4 separate regions of the Homo sapiens genome follow, and regions 2, 3 and 4 are each linked to region 1. Evidence: chromatin contacts called from ENCODE Hi-C or POLR2A ChIA-PET data. All regions are on one chromosome and are shown on one strand. The core of a region is the stretch at or near the end of the contact, and the rest is flanking DNA. Distances in the headings are between cores, read along the strand shown.

Region 1 (3,221 bases), core at 183-2,682:
TGCTGGGATTATAGGCGTGAAAGTTTTATTTTTATAGAGTCTAATTTAGTATATCCCTGCTTCCTAGAAAAATAAAATACTCTGAGGGCTGGGTGCCATGGCTCACACCTGTAATCCCAGCACTTTGGGAGGCCGAGGCGGGCGGATCACGAGGTCAGGAGATCGAGACCATCCTGCCTAACACAGTGAAATGCCGTCTCTACTAAAAATACAAAAAAAATTAGCCGGGCGTGGTGGCAGGCGCGTGTAATCCCAGCTACTTGGGCTGAGGCAGGAGAATTGCTTGAACCCGGGAGGCGGAGGTTGCAGTGAGCCAAGATCGTGCCACTGCACTCCAGCCTGGGCGACAGAGTGAGACTCCGTCTCAAAAAAAAAAGAAACAAAAAAAGAAAAAGAAAATACTCTGCTTCTGTTTTTTGTGGGAAGCCTCAAGTAAATGAAGAAGACTGCCTAATGGAAGCTCCTTCCAGATGAAGGAGAAAAAGCATATGAACAAGTGAAAGGTGTTAAAAACTACATGTGCCCTTGCATAGGATCTGATTTCATTTTTTAGTGCAAAAGTAAGACTGTAGACATTACTTCATTCTGGGCAAAATGCTACTCTCTGGCCTGCCCAATAGACTAGCTCTCTGACATTCTCTTTCTTTTGACTTTGTGTGGGAAATTCCAGGAAAAAGCCAAGATCTGAGAGTCCAGACCCTCCTGTGTGCAACTGAAAGCCAACTTTTCAAATGAGCAGTACTATTTAGACTGCTCCCATAGTATGCAACCAGGAATTACGTATGAGGAAATGGTAAATTAAGAGGCATTTAGGAATGGTTATGATTAAGTATTTTCCTCACAAAGAAAGAATGCAAAGTAGAGAAAGCTCCTTGTTTCTAGAACTAGGGAAACTTTATTCCACGCCAGTACACATACATTCCTATGTTTTTAAGGGTAAACGTATTAATCTTTTCCCATTAGAAAGATGCCGGTGAGCCAGTAATTTCTAAATCTGTGTCAGTTAATTCTTTTGTTTTGTGATTTGTTGTTGACTAGTTCTTGCTTACCCTCCTGGCACTGCGCTTACTGTACACGACATATGTGAAAGTCATCATGGTTTCTTTCAGACATTGATGATTCTGGCAGGCATGTATATACCAGTTCTCATTGCTGTGGATTTTTGTCTTGGACTTGACATTCATGAATGTTCCATGTGAGTAAAGCACTCAAGTTTACCTGTGACCACCTGGAGCAGTATGATTTGGTGTCCAGTTAGCTGATCCAGCTTAAGGGGAACTGGGTCACCTGCATTGAAGGTCAGAGTGGCCGGTGAGACTTGAATAACAAGCCTGGTGGGGCATATTCCTTTAGGTATCCCGTTAGCCAACAAGGAAAACCTATAGAGGCGCTTGTGTTCAGCAGATGGCGCTCTTTTACCTAGTTCACAAGAATGATCTTGAAGGTCATTCTCTCTTGCCTCTCCTGTGCCTGAGGCGGTACCATGTTGCAGGCAAGGAAAACCGAAGCCTTGCTGGGTAGCATCAGTGCTTGCAAAGTGGTGGCCTGACCTGGCACATTGCCCTGGTTAGGCAATGCTGGTGCCCAGGGCGTCTTACTGTCTCGTTTGTTCTGGTGCCAGTTACAACCCTTGAGCAACTGCGGAGAAGAACTAACAAGAGACAGTCACGCTATGGGTATTCACGAGGGTGGCACTCACTTAGAAAACTGGAAGGTGTAGACGCGGCATCTGCAAAGTCCTGACAGAAAGCTAGTTTGCTGAAAGACCCAAGCAGTGGAGAAGGAGGCCAGGAGGGGAAGAGCAGCCAAAATGGGGAGCTCTCTCTCCTTTTCGTGAATGTATTATATTTATTGTACAGATGTATGTATATTATATATTTAAAATATATGATATATACATTCTCTATAGTATGTCTGTATACACTTATAAGTGTACATGTTTCTGAATATACATATTCCTGTAAACATTGTTAGGCATCTTTAATTTGTGATACAAAGATGTTCCAAAGTAATCATAACATATATAATAGTTTGGATAGGAATTGCTGAAATAAGGAATTGTGGTTAGAGAAAGAAACAATTTTGAGGTAGCAAAGTAGCAGGGGCTACTGAAGGATTGAGGAAAGAAAGATTATATGTTAAATAAAAGCACGTATCAATTTGATATTTCCGAATGCTTCATGCTGTTTGTCTAACCTATAGTGGAGAGGTTGAAAAAGTAAAATGGATGGTTTTCATAGGAAGAATTTAAGTGCCTGTTTTAATTTGCAGTGAAAACAATAACTCTTTAATATGAGAAGTTCCATGAGATGCTTAACTTGGCAGAGCTATGATCTAACTTAGCCTCTGCACAAGCAGAGTGGTTATGTGTGTGTGGTTATAGCTGTGCTTTTAATTATATTAAGTGAGTTTATCCAAGACTCACCTACTAATAGGACACTGACTTTTCATAAATTTCTTATTTAATTTACTATTGGTAGGCATGACTGATGTGTAAAAATGACTACCGTATCTTGATTTTTCTTCTCTTAAAATTTTTTATGAAAAATGATTATCTCAGCTAAGTTTCTCACAGGTTTAGTATAAAAAGTTCTCTCTCCTCTCATGAACTGACTACTCCTTCATGTTCTTCCTTTTTCCCTCTTCACTGAGAATTATTCTTCCTCCTGTGGAAAATAGAATCTTCAAAACTATTCACAGGACAGTTTTTAGAAGTCATTGAAAAAATAATTAAGATAACTGTTTTAACACTCTTTAGTTATGATACTTATTTTCAAAATTAAATTTTATTTATTTTTATTTTTATTTTGGAGATGGAGTTTCACTCTGTCGCCCAGGCTGGAGTACAGTGGTGCAATCTTGGCCCACTGCAACCTCTGCCTCTTGGGTTCAAGTGATTCTCCTGCTTCAGCCTCCTGAGTAGCTAGGATTACAGGTGCCCACCACCACGCCTGGCTAATTTTTGTATTTTTAGTAGAGTCAGGGTTTCACCCATGTTGGCCAGGCTGGTCTTGAACTCTGGACCTCAGGTGATCCTCTCGCCTTGGCCTCCCAAAGTGCTGGGATTACCGGCGTGAGTCACTGTGCCTGGCCCAGAACTATATTTTATTTTATTTTATTTTATTTTGAGACGGAGTTTAGCTCTTGTTGCCCAGGCTGAAGTGCAATGGCACGATCTCAGCACACTGCAAACTCCGCCTCCCGGGGTTCAAGTGATTCTC
Region 2 (3,221 bases), core at 258-2,757, 110 kb before region 1:
GGTTTCCCCAGTTGTGAACATCTTACATCACCGTAGTACATGTGTCAAAACTAGGAGATTACGACTGGTACATGACTTAACTAAACCCCAGACTTCGTTTGAAATTTACTTGTTTGGCTGGGCGTAGTGGCTCACACCTATAATCCCAGCACTTTGGGAGGCTGAGGCAGGTGGATCACTTGAGGTCGGGAGTTTGAGACCAGCCTGACCAACATGGAGAAACCCTGTCTCTACTAAAAATACAAAATTATCCCGGCGTGGTGGTGGGTGCCTGTAATCCCAGGTACTCAGGAGGCTGAGGCTTGAGAATCACTTGAACACAGGGGGCAGAGTTTGCAGTGAGCCGAGATGGCACCACTTCACTCCAGCCTAGGGGAAAGAGCTAAACTCTGTCTCAAAAAAAAAGAAAAAAGAAAAAAAAGAAAAGTAATTCACCTGTTTTTCCACTTAGGGACTCTTTCTGTTTTAGGAGGATGAGATTTTTGAATGTTAACTAATGTCCCCCTTTTTTTATATTTTAATTGTGAAACATACGTAGAAGTTCATAAAACAAAATGCACTATTTAAAGGAAAATGAAAAGTTCAAGGAATGGAATGATGCCAGTCTCCTGGTATCCTTTTTCTGACTCGCCACCCAGAGGTAATCATTACCCTGACTTTTATGGCAATAATATCCTTGCTTTTCTTGGTAGTGTTACTGTCCAGCTATAATCTCCTCAGTAAAGTAGTTGTGCCTGTTTTTGAACTTTATGTACATGAACGCATGCTGTATATTCTTTTGTTCAAGGTTATCTGGTTGTTGTGTGGTGTGTGTGTCTATGGCTCATTCATTTTCATTGCTGTGTGGTACTCGACTGAGATGCTCTTTGATATTTTCTCCTGCTCCCTGCCCTTCCCTAATCAAATAGACCTTCTGCCTCCATGTCCCAGGGATGGCAATATAACCACAGAAAATCAAATTAAAATTATTTATTATTATTTCAAAAGCCCACATCCTCACGGATTTAAACGAGATTTATAGCAGGATTTCTCAACCTCCACCCTATTGACGTTAGACCTAATAATTCATTTGTTGTGGGGATGTCCTGTTCAGTGCAGGATGTTTAGCAGCTTCCCTGGGCTCTACCACTAGGTGCCAGTAGCATCCACGGCCCTCCAGTTGTGAGAACCAAAATGTCTCCAGATATTATTGCCAAACATCCCCAGGGAGGCAAAGTCACCCCAGATGAGAGCCACTGTGAGAAGAAGGAAAGGAAAAAATCAGTTGGGGAAAATGCAGACTGCAGAAGCAACCTGCCTGAAAAGTTACAGCAACAGGCAAAAATGAAACAACCTTGGGGAAAAAAAAAAACAAAAAACCTCAGGCTGCACCTGCGCACAGATAAGCAACTTAGTGAGCTCCCAGGAAAAAAGTTTCTTCCCTTTTTTCAGGCATATATACGGTGGAAACTTGCACAGATGGGGAGGGGGCTTACCTAAAACAAACCCACAGTTAATACAAACTAGAAAAGCAGAATTCGTGATGGCCTAGAGACATACCCACGGCTGCGTAACAGAAGGGGAATTGCACAGACAGCTTTACTGATAAGAGAAGTGACTCAAACTGCTAGAGATAAGAGTTTCTGATAAAAGCTTTTGAACTCAGCTGTAACCCCGCAATCCACTCGGAATCCTCTCTCCTCTGCAGAGAGCGTTTTTTCTGTCACTTTTTTTTTCTTTTTCCTTTTTTTTTTTTTTTTTTTTTTGAGATGGAGTCTCTCTCTGTCGCCCAGGCTAGGGTGCAGTGCCGCAGTCTCGGCTCACTGCAAGCTCCGCCCCCCGGGCTCACGCCATTCTCCCGCGTCAGCCTCCCGAGTAGCTGGGACTACAGGCGCCCGCCACCTCGCCCGGCTAATTTTTTTGTTTTTGTTTTTGTATTTTCAGTAGAGACGGGGTTTCACTGTGTTAGCCAGGATGGTCTCGATCTCCTAACTTTGTGATCTGCCCTCCTCGGCCTCCCAAAGTGCTTTTTTTTTTTTTTTTTTTTTGGAGACAAGAGTCTCGCTCTGTTGCCCAGGCTGGAGTGCAGTGGTGCAATCTCGTCTCTACTCCAATAGAAATGTAATTGGTTTTTGTATATTGATCCTGTATCCTGCAAACTTGTACTTGTTACTAGCTCTAATAGGTTTTTTTGGTTTGTCTTTGTGTGTTCTTTGGATTTTCTATATACAAAACCATGTCATCTGCAGATGCAAAGAATTTTGCTTCTTCCTTACCAATCTGGGTTCCCTTTATTTCTTTTTCTTGACTAATTGTTCTGGTTTTATTTTTTTTTTAACAATTTTCTCTTAAGCTTCTCTTCTGCCAAGCCATGGAATCATGTTAGTAGTCAGTTTGGGATCTTCCCTGCTTTCCTGGAGTTGTGTCTAATTTTTTTTTTTTTTTTTTTTTTTTGAGGCAGAGTCTAGCTCTGTCGCCCAGGCTGGAGTGCAGTGGTGCGATCTCGGCGCACTGCAACCGCCGACTCCCGGGTTCAAGCGATTCCCCTGCCTCAGCCTCTGGAGTAGCTGGGATTACAGGCGCCTGCCACCATGCCCAGCTAATTTTTTGTATTTTTTAGTAGAGATGGGGGGCTGGGCGCGGTGGTTCACGCCTGTAATCCCAGCACTTTGGGAGGCTGAGGCGGGCGGATCAGCTGAAGTCAGGAGTTCGAGATCAGCCTGGGCAACACGGTGAAACCCCATCTCTACTAAAAATACAAAATCAGCCGGGCATGGTGACACATGCCTGTAATCCCAGCTACTCAGGAGGCTGAGGCAGGAAATCGCTTGAACCTGGGAGGCGGAGGATGTGGTGAGCCGAGATCGCGCCATTGCACTGCAGCCTGGGCAACAAGAGTAAATCTCCGTCTCACCAAAAAAAAACAAAGAAAACAAAAAAGGAAAGAAATTAAGAAAACAATCCAATTCAATTAACAATAACATCCAAAAGAATGAGATATTGAATAAATTTAACAAAAGAAATGTGAGTCTTGGCCGGGCATGGTGGCTCACACCTGTACTCCCAGCACTTTAGGTGGCCGAGGCAGGCGGATAACGAGGTCAGGAGATCAAGACCCTCCTGGTTAACACAGTGAAACCCCATCTCTACTGAAAATACAAAAAATTAGCCAATGGCCGGGCATGGTGGCTAACGCCTGTAATCCCAGCACTTTGGGAGGACGAGGCGGGCAGATCACAAGG
Region 3 (3,221 bases), core at 472-2,971, 99 kb after region 1:
CTCTCTCTGTTGCCCAGGCTGGAGTGCCATGGCGTGACCATGGCTCACTGCAGCGTCGACCTCCCAGGCTCAACCCATCCTCCCACCTCAGCCCCCAGAGTAGCTGGGACTACAGGCGCAAGTCACCATGCCAAGATAATTTGTAGAGAAGGGGTTTTGCCATGTTGCCCAGGCTGGTTTTGAACTTCTGGGCTCAAGCAGTCTGCCTGCCTTGGCATCCCAAAGTGTTGGGATTACAGGCATGAGCCATCGCACCTGGTCCCATTGTTTCCATAATGTGCCAAAATTGTGTACTACTCTAAAAGCATATCTGCTATCTTTTTAAATATTTACTGACGTGTCCTTAACTATATGACAAGCTTGGGTGGGAGCAAAAAGCTCTGCCAGCTGAGCGGACTTAAATTGAGGAAGAGTTCCCTTCTCTATTAACTCATTTTGGGCAGTAACAACATACCCTGCCTGATATTTTCCTTCTGAGACTTTGGCATAGGACCCACGAACAAAAAGTATCAACTCAGGATTATCCAATGGAGCATCTCATAAATCAACACAAGGGGCTACTAGTTTGGATACTACACCTACACAATTGTGATCTTTACCACAGTCAGTCAGAGGTAATGGAGTAGCAGGGTTAAGTAGGTTTTAGATGGAGTAGCATTTTAGATGGAGGTCAGAAGGAGGCAGGAGAAAATTTCATAAGATCATAAGATGTTAGTTTTCTTGCTGAAAAATGCTGAGCTTGGTTGGAATTTAATAGACTTTCCACAGCATGTGGAATTTGCAAATTAAGTTCATTCCCTAAAACCAGCTCAGATGAAACTTGTAGCAACTTGGTGGCTGCTGCTGCTTCTATTTTTTTTTTTTTTTTAAGACACAGGATCTGTCTTAGGCTTCCTTTAGTGGTGAAACAGTGTGGCCTAATGGGAGGAGGCTTATTGGTAGACTAACAGAGAAGCAGACAACTCTTTTCCAGTGTCCTGCTTATTTGCAAGGAAGGCAGACATCTCGGGGAAAAGAATTTCTTGTTCTAGGATCTATCTCTTGGTTGTGATTTAAAATAAAAAAGAAGGTTCCTTTGGTCTCAGCCCCTGTAACTGTTGTAATTGGTGAGACATAAGCTTGGTAGTCTTTTGGGTTTTTTCTTGCTCCAGAGTCCTCTCAAAATGTTCAGCTAAGGCCACCAATTCAGTCATGTCTGTAACTTCCCATCCAGGTTTATGTTTTTTTAATTAAACTGCTAAGTTTGGGACAGAGTCCATTTATAAATAGAGTAGTTGATGCAGTTCCTGCAGGAAATATTCCTTGCTGTTATTTTGAGCCCCAAATGCTTCACAAGCAGTGTTTCTAAGTGAGTTCTGTCGTCCGAAACTTCTTTTGTCTGTATGGTGGACCAGTCAATTTTTTTGTGTGGAAAAATCTTAGGAATTGAATCTAAAATGATTTTGGCAATGTTTCTAGCTTATTTCAGCCATTCCTGTGAGGGGGTTTTGGAGGGGTCTTTAATACCCTCCTCAGGTTGGCTCCATTCTGCAGCTGTCACTCATTTTCAAGCTTCCACAGGTCCCAGTATCATGTGAATAAACTGGTAAAGGTCAGGGAGTCCTGGATTGTAAGCTCTTATGAGTAAATTTTTGAGGACTTCCCCTTGGGCTAGGGAGTCCTTTACTATGGCTCTAAGCTCAGCTTTAGAACATGGAGTGAAGGTGGTTATGGCGGGAAGGCCTGGCTGATCACAAGCTCTTACTTTGTAAGACATCTGTCCAACTTCTCTTTTTTCGTCATCTTTAAAGGGTGAAAGGGTAATTTGACTAGAAGATTAGTGGAGCAAATTATTTAGGTAGAGATGGGTAAAGAGAGGAAACAGGGTTATTTCAGAGTACAGTCCTCTTTCGTCATGTTCTTAGTCTGTTGTTTAAAATGTTTGCTTGCTTTTTGCAAAGAATCATTTAAGGAGGCAATTTTTAATTTGTTTAGCCTTTTAGATGCCTTGCATACCAATTAAAGAACACATCTCATTGTTTTGTGGGGTTTTTAAAATCCCCTTTTTTCTAATACGCCTCCCAACTAAACAATCTTATCCAAAATAAAACTTAACTATTGGCTGGGTGGGGTGGCTCACGCCTGTAATCCCAGCACTTTGGGAGGCCAAGGCAGGTGGATCACTTGAGGTCAGGAGTTCAAGACCAGCCTGGCTAGTATGTTGAAACCCAGTCTCTACTAAAAATACAAAAATTAGCTGGATGTGGTGGTGGGAGCCTGTAATCCCAGCTCCTGGGGAGGCTGAGGCAGGAGAATCTCTTGAACGCAGAAGGCGGAAGTTGCAGTGAGCCAAGATTGTGCCATTGCATTCCAGCCTGGGCGTCGCGAGACTCCGTCTCAAAAAAACAAAGCAAAACAAAAAACAGAAAATAAAAACCAAACTTCCCTATTGTGGTCATCTTAATTCTAAGTTGTCTCCAGAAAGGTTAACCCGTTTTTCCAAAAATACGTACATTGTGGACCCATAATTTTTACGGATAAATTTAGCTGGAGTCTCAGAAGCTACAGTCTCTGATTCTTTGGATTGATATGAACACATTATCAAAAAGTTACTTATCTGAAGTCTGGGGCTTCTAAATTCAATCTGATGCTATACCCAGTGCAGTATAAATACTGCTTACATCAACTCAGGGAGCTGAGAACACAAGTCAGTGGAGCTTGGGATTTGAGAGAAAACTCACCCACAAACCTCCAGTTACAAACAAGAGAGCGCACACAATTGGCTCTGCAGGTGCCCCGCTTCGTTGCCTGCTGTTCCAAGGAGTCACTGGAATTGTACTTCACTCTTCACTTCTACTCCAGATCTGATGAAAGAAAAACTTTAGACACATTTAACAGAGTTTAATTGAGCAAGGAAAAAAATGATTTGCAAATCGAACAGCCTTCAGAATCAAAACAGATTCAGAGAAACTTTGGGGCTACCACATGAGCAGATAAGATTTATGGACCAAAAAAAGAAAAAGGAAAATGAGGTACATAAACAGCTGGACTGGTTCCAGCTTGACTTTGCCAGTATGTTAAGGGAGTTTGAACAGTTGGCTGCCTGTCAATGGTTGAAGTGTGGCTAGAGTGATGGGCTGAGGCTCAGCTTTTGTTACAGAAGAAACTCCTCAGGTTTTCAGTTTGTTACACACTAAGTTAAGTTACAATTCAGACTGAAGAACTCAAGGAAGCAAGTATTA
Region 4 (3,221 bases), core at 529-3,028, 64 kb after region 1:
TGAGGTCAGGAGTTCGAGACCAGCCTGGCCAACATTGCAAAACTCCATCTCTATTAAAAATACAAGAATTAGTCAGGCGTGGTGTCGGGTGCCTGTAACCCCAGCTACTGGGGAGGCTGAAGCAGGAGAATCACATGAACCTGGGAGGTGGAGGTTGCAGTGAGCTGAGATGGCGCCATTGCACTCCAGCCTGGGCGATGAGAGCGAGACTCCATCTTAAAAAAAAAAAAAAAATTTGAGTCTGAAATGGCTAGTGGAAATACAGCTGGAGTTCATGAGGCAGCCCATGACTAGAGATCTGAATTTGCGGAGCCTTCAGGATACAGATGGTATTTGACGTCATGAAACTGGAGAAGCACAACGTGGAAGGAGGTGGAAAGAAGATCAGTGGTGTGCGGACTGAGCTGTGGTGTCAGGAATATCAGCTGCTGAGAAGTGGAAGTTATGAGGACTGAGGGTGGACTGTGGGATTTGGTTCAGTGGGGGTCACTGGTGACCTGGAAGAAGGCAATTGTGATAGAATATTGGGAAAAGAAGTTTAACTGGAGTGAGTTGAGAGAAGGTGGGGCAAGAAAGTTGAGACATCAAGTACAGGCAGCTCTTTCAGGGAGTCCTACTGTAAAATTAAAGAAATAGGGAAATTGCTGGAGAAGGATGTGAAGCCAAGTGAGGATGTTTTAAGGGAACAGTCTATCAGAGCACATTTGTGTGCTGAAGAGAATAACCTGGGCAAAGAGAAAGAAGCTGGCTGGGCATGGTGGCTCACGCCCGTAATCCTAGCACTTTCCAAGGCCGAGGTGGTGGGAGGATTGCTTGAACCCAGGAGTTCAAGATCATCTTGGAAAACAAAGTGAGACTCCATCTTTACAAAAATTTTAAAAAGTTAGCTTGCGATGGTGGTGTGTACATGTGTTCTCAGCTACTTGGGAGGCTCAGGTGTGAGGATCACTTCAGCCCAGAAGGTTGAGGCTGCAGTGAGCCAGGGATGGCGCCACTGCTCTCCAGCCTGGGTGACAGAGCAAGACTCTGTCTCTGAATGAATGAATGAATGAATGAAGCTGATGAGAATGGAGCGGATAGTGGATGATTGCAGTGACCATATTTATTGAGGTGGTGGGAGGGTGGGGATCTACAATAGGAGTAAAGTGGGTCTTTGATGAGCACACAGAAGGTTTACCCACTATCAAAGATGGGGAGGCACATGTGGAGGTGGCTGCAGGGAGGTTGGTAGATTTGGTGGTTCCCTTTGTACACACACACACACACACACACACACTCTCTCTGTCTCTCTCTCTCTCTCTCTGTCTCTGTCTCTCTCTCTCTCTCCACACATCCCCACCCTCCCACCATGCCTGCAGTGCAGGGTACAAGGAGGAAATGATGGGCTGTGAAGCTGGAAGGGTGGGTGGGGAATGGATATTGTGGAGAAGCTCTTCCATTCACCTAAGGAGTTTGGATCTCATTCTTGGGCAGAGGGGAGCCCTGGTGGCTAGTAATTATGGGAAGAGCCTGATCTTCTGTGGGATGTGGAGGCAGCAGGAACTCCAGTGGGGCAGGGCTGGTTGGGAAAACCTGGGGCACAGAGGCTGCTGCCAGGGCCAGGTGAACTCTACTTCTTTATTCTGTCAATACGTTGTTAACACGTACTTTTCTGAAATTGAATAGATTCTTATAGATGATTGAAGAAAATCAAATTAATTCAAGTAGTCATGAAGCAGAACTATGTTAGCTGCCAGGCAAGCAGCTGATTTCCTTTAATAAGATGAATCATTAATGGGTTGGGAGATTTAGGCCTTCGTGTGCAGTAAGGGAGGAAACAGATATGAGTGGGAGAAAATGTGAGGTATTTTGGAACCACAACAATCCTGTTAGTTACTCTTAATACCCTTAGACCTTCTGTAGGCACTGTTGATATCTTTTAACAGATGAAGGAGGAGAGTCCAGGGCATTTCAGTCACTGCTCATAGCACCCAGAAAATCAGTTGGTAGACCTAGGATTTAAATGGTGTTCTTGAATTTCTAGTTCTTTACTTGGTCCTTGGACTGAAGCAAAGTGAGAAATCTTGGCGATAAACCACCTGCAGGACTGGGGACATATCACTTAGGCTTTAATGTTCAGGTCCACACTATTTCACAAAATTTCTACAATCTAAAGTGGGGATTACTTGGCTACCAGCATCAGGGGAAATGTGACACTGCAGTTACTTATTAGATTCTCATTTTAAGGCCCTCTGTGGAAGAGAGGATCTCACCAGCATATACTTGGTTAATAAGTAAAACATGGATCTTGGGCCAGTGCAGTGGCTCACACCTGTAATCCATCCCAGCACTTTGGGAGGCCAAGGCGGGCGGGTCACAAGGTCAGGAGGTCGAGACCATCCTGGCTAACACGGTGAAACCCCATCTGTACTAAAAATACAAAAAATTAGCAGGGCATGGTGGCAGGTGCCTAGAGTCCCAGCTACTCAGGAGGCTGAGGCAGGAGAATGGCATGAACCCGGGAGGCGGATCTTGTAGTGAGCTGAGATTACACCACTGCACTCCAGCCTGGGCGACGGAGCGAGACTCCGTCTCAAAAAAAAAAAAAAAAAAAAAATTAGCCAGGCATGGTGGTGCATGCTGTAGTCCCAGCTACTTGGGAGGCTGAAGCAGGAGAATCGCTTGAACCCGGGAGGCAGAAGTTGCAGTGAGCCAAGATCACGCCACTGCACCCCAGCCTGGGTGACAGAGGGAGATTCCCACTCAAACAAACAAACAAACAAACAAACCAAAAACAAAAAAACAAAAAAAAAACATGGAGCTTGACTCGGAGATGGTTGTAACTGCTGCACTTCCTCTCCTGTGAATGCCCTACCAAGCTAATAGCCCAGGTAAAAGGGGAAAGCATTATTATAGTGAAGTCTAAACATTTTATTTTGTTTTATTTTTTGAGATGGAGTTTCGCCCTTGTCACCCAGGCTGGAGTGCAATGGCACTGCAGCCTCCACTTCCTGGGTTCAAGCGATTCTCCTGCCTCAGCCTCCCACGTAGCTGGGATTACAGGCATGCATCACCACACCCAGCTAATTTTCTTGGTATTTTTAGTAGAGACGGGTTTTACCATGTTGGCCACGCTGGTCACAAACTCCTGACCTCAGGCGATCCACTCGCCTCGGCCTCCCAAAATGCTGGGATTAGAGGCGTGAGCCACCACACCCGGCCAAGTCTAAATATTTTAAGAG

What was found. A loop is a pair of places that touch in the nucleus more often than their neighbours do. ChIA-PET counts read pairs that join two places held with the same protein, here RNA polymerase II (POLR2A). Pooled maps may share reads with other maps.
Region 2: a loop to region 1 is called in a map of PC-9, with 8 times the contacts of the local background. The contact joins two enhancer-like sites. A Hi-C loop is called at or near these places in 9 of 168 maps with a recorded cell type or tissue (Caco-2, K562, PC-3 and 6 more), 2 of 37 single-sample maps with no recorded cell type and 13 of 50 pooled maps. POLR2A ChIA-PET finds 5 or more read pairs at or near these places in 2 of 52 experiments (Caco-2 and HEK293).
Region 3: a loop to region 1 is called in a pooled map, with 3 times the contacts of the local background. The contact joins two enhancer-like sites. A Hi-C loop is called at or near these places in 7 of 168 maps with a recorded cell type or tissue (PC-9, cardiac septum, heart left ventricle and 2 more) and 11 of 50 pooled maps. POLR2A ChIA-PET finds 5 or more read pairs at or near these places in 3 of 52 experiments (A549, BJ and MCF 10A).
Region 4: a map of HepG2 shows a loop between it and region 1 (2.7-fold over the local background). The contact joins two enhancer-like sites. A Hi-C loop is called at or near these places in 7 of 168 maps with a recorded cell type or tissue (Caco-2, HepG2, aorta and 4 more) and 4 of 50 pooled maps. POLR2A ChIA-PET finds 5 or more read pairs at or near these places in 4 of 52 experiments (A673, Caco-2 and activated T-cell).

Annotation. Positions count from the first base shown.
Region 1 is chr9:94,781,824-94,785,044 of GRCh38, forward strand. The region is part of intron 3 of AOPEP (aminopeptidase O (putative)); the gene reads left to right. Among named protein-coding and RNA genes, the nearest start is that of MIR2278, 27 kb to the right of the region's middle. Within about 2 kb of position 1,433, at least 17 of the 41 ENCODE cell types and tissues checked have a DNase peak (open chromatin) inside an H3K27ac peak, as active enhancers do; they include PC-9, where a contact is called at or near this core.
Region 2 is chr9:94,667,889-94,671,109 of GRCh38, forward strand. No RefSeq gene overlaps it. Among named protein-coding and RNA genes, the nearest start is that of FBP1, 30 kb to the left of the region's middle. RefSeq lists an enhancer at 1,212-1,351 and a silencer at 1,339-1,633. Within about 2 kb of position 1,508, at least 13 of the 41 ENCODE cell types and tissues checked have a DNase peak (open chromatin) inside an H3K27ac peak, as active enhancers do; they include PC-9, where a contact is called at or near this core.
Region 3 is chr9:94,880,395-94,883,615 of GRCh38, forward strand. The region is part of intron 5 of AOPEP (aminopeptidase O (putative)); the gene reads left to right. Among named protein-coding and RNA genes, the nearest start is that of AOPEP-AS1, 64 kb to the right of the region's middle. Within about 2 kb of position 1,722, at least 3 of the 41 ENCODE cell types and tissues checked have a DNase peak (open chromatin) inside an H3K27ac peak, as active enhancers do.
Region 4 is chr9:94,845,878-94,849,098 of GRCh38, forward strand. The region is part of intron 5 of AOPEP (aminopeptidase O (putative)); the gene reads left to right. Among named protein-coding and RNA genes, the nearest start is that of MIR2278, 38 kb to the left of the region's middle. Within about 2 kb of position 1,779, at least 2 of the 41 ENCODE cell types and tissues checked have a DNase peak (open chromatin) inside an H3K27ac peak, as active enhancers do.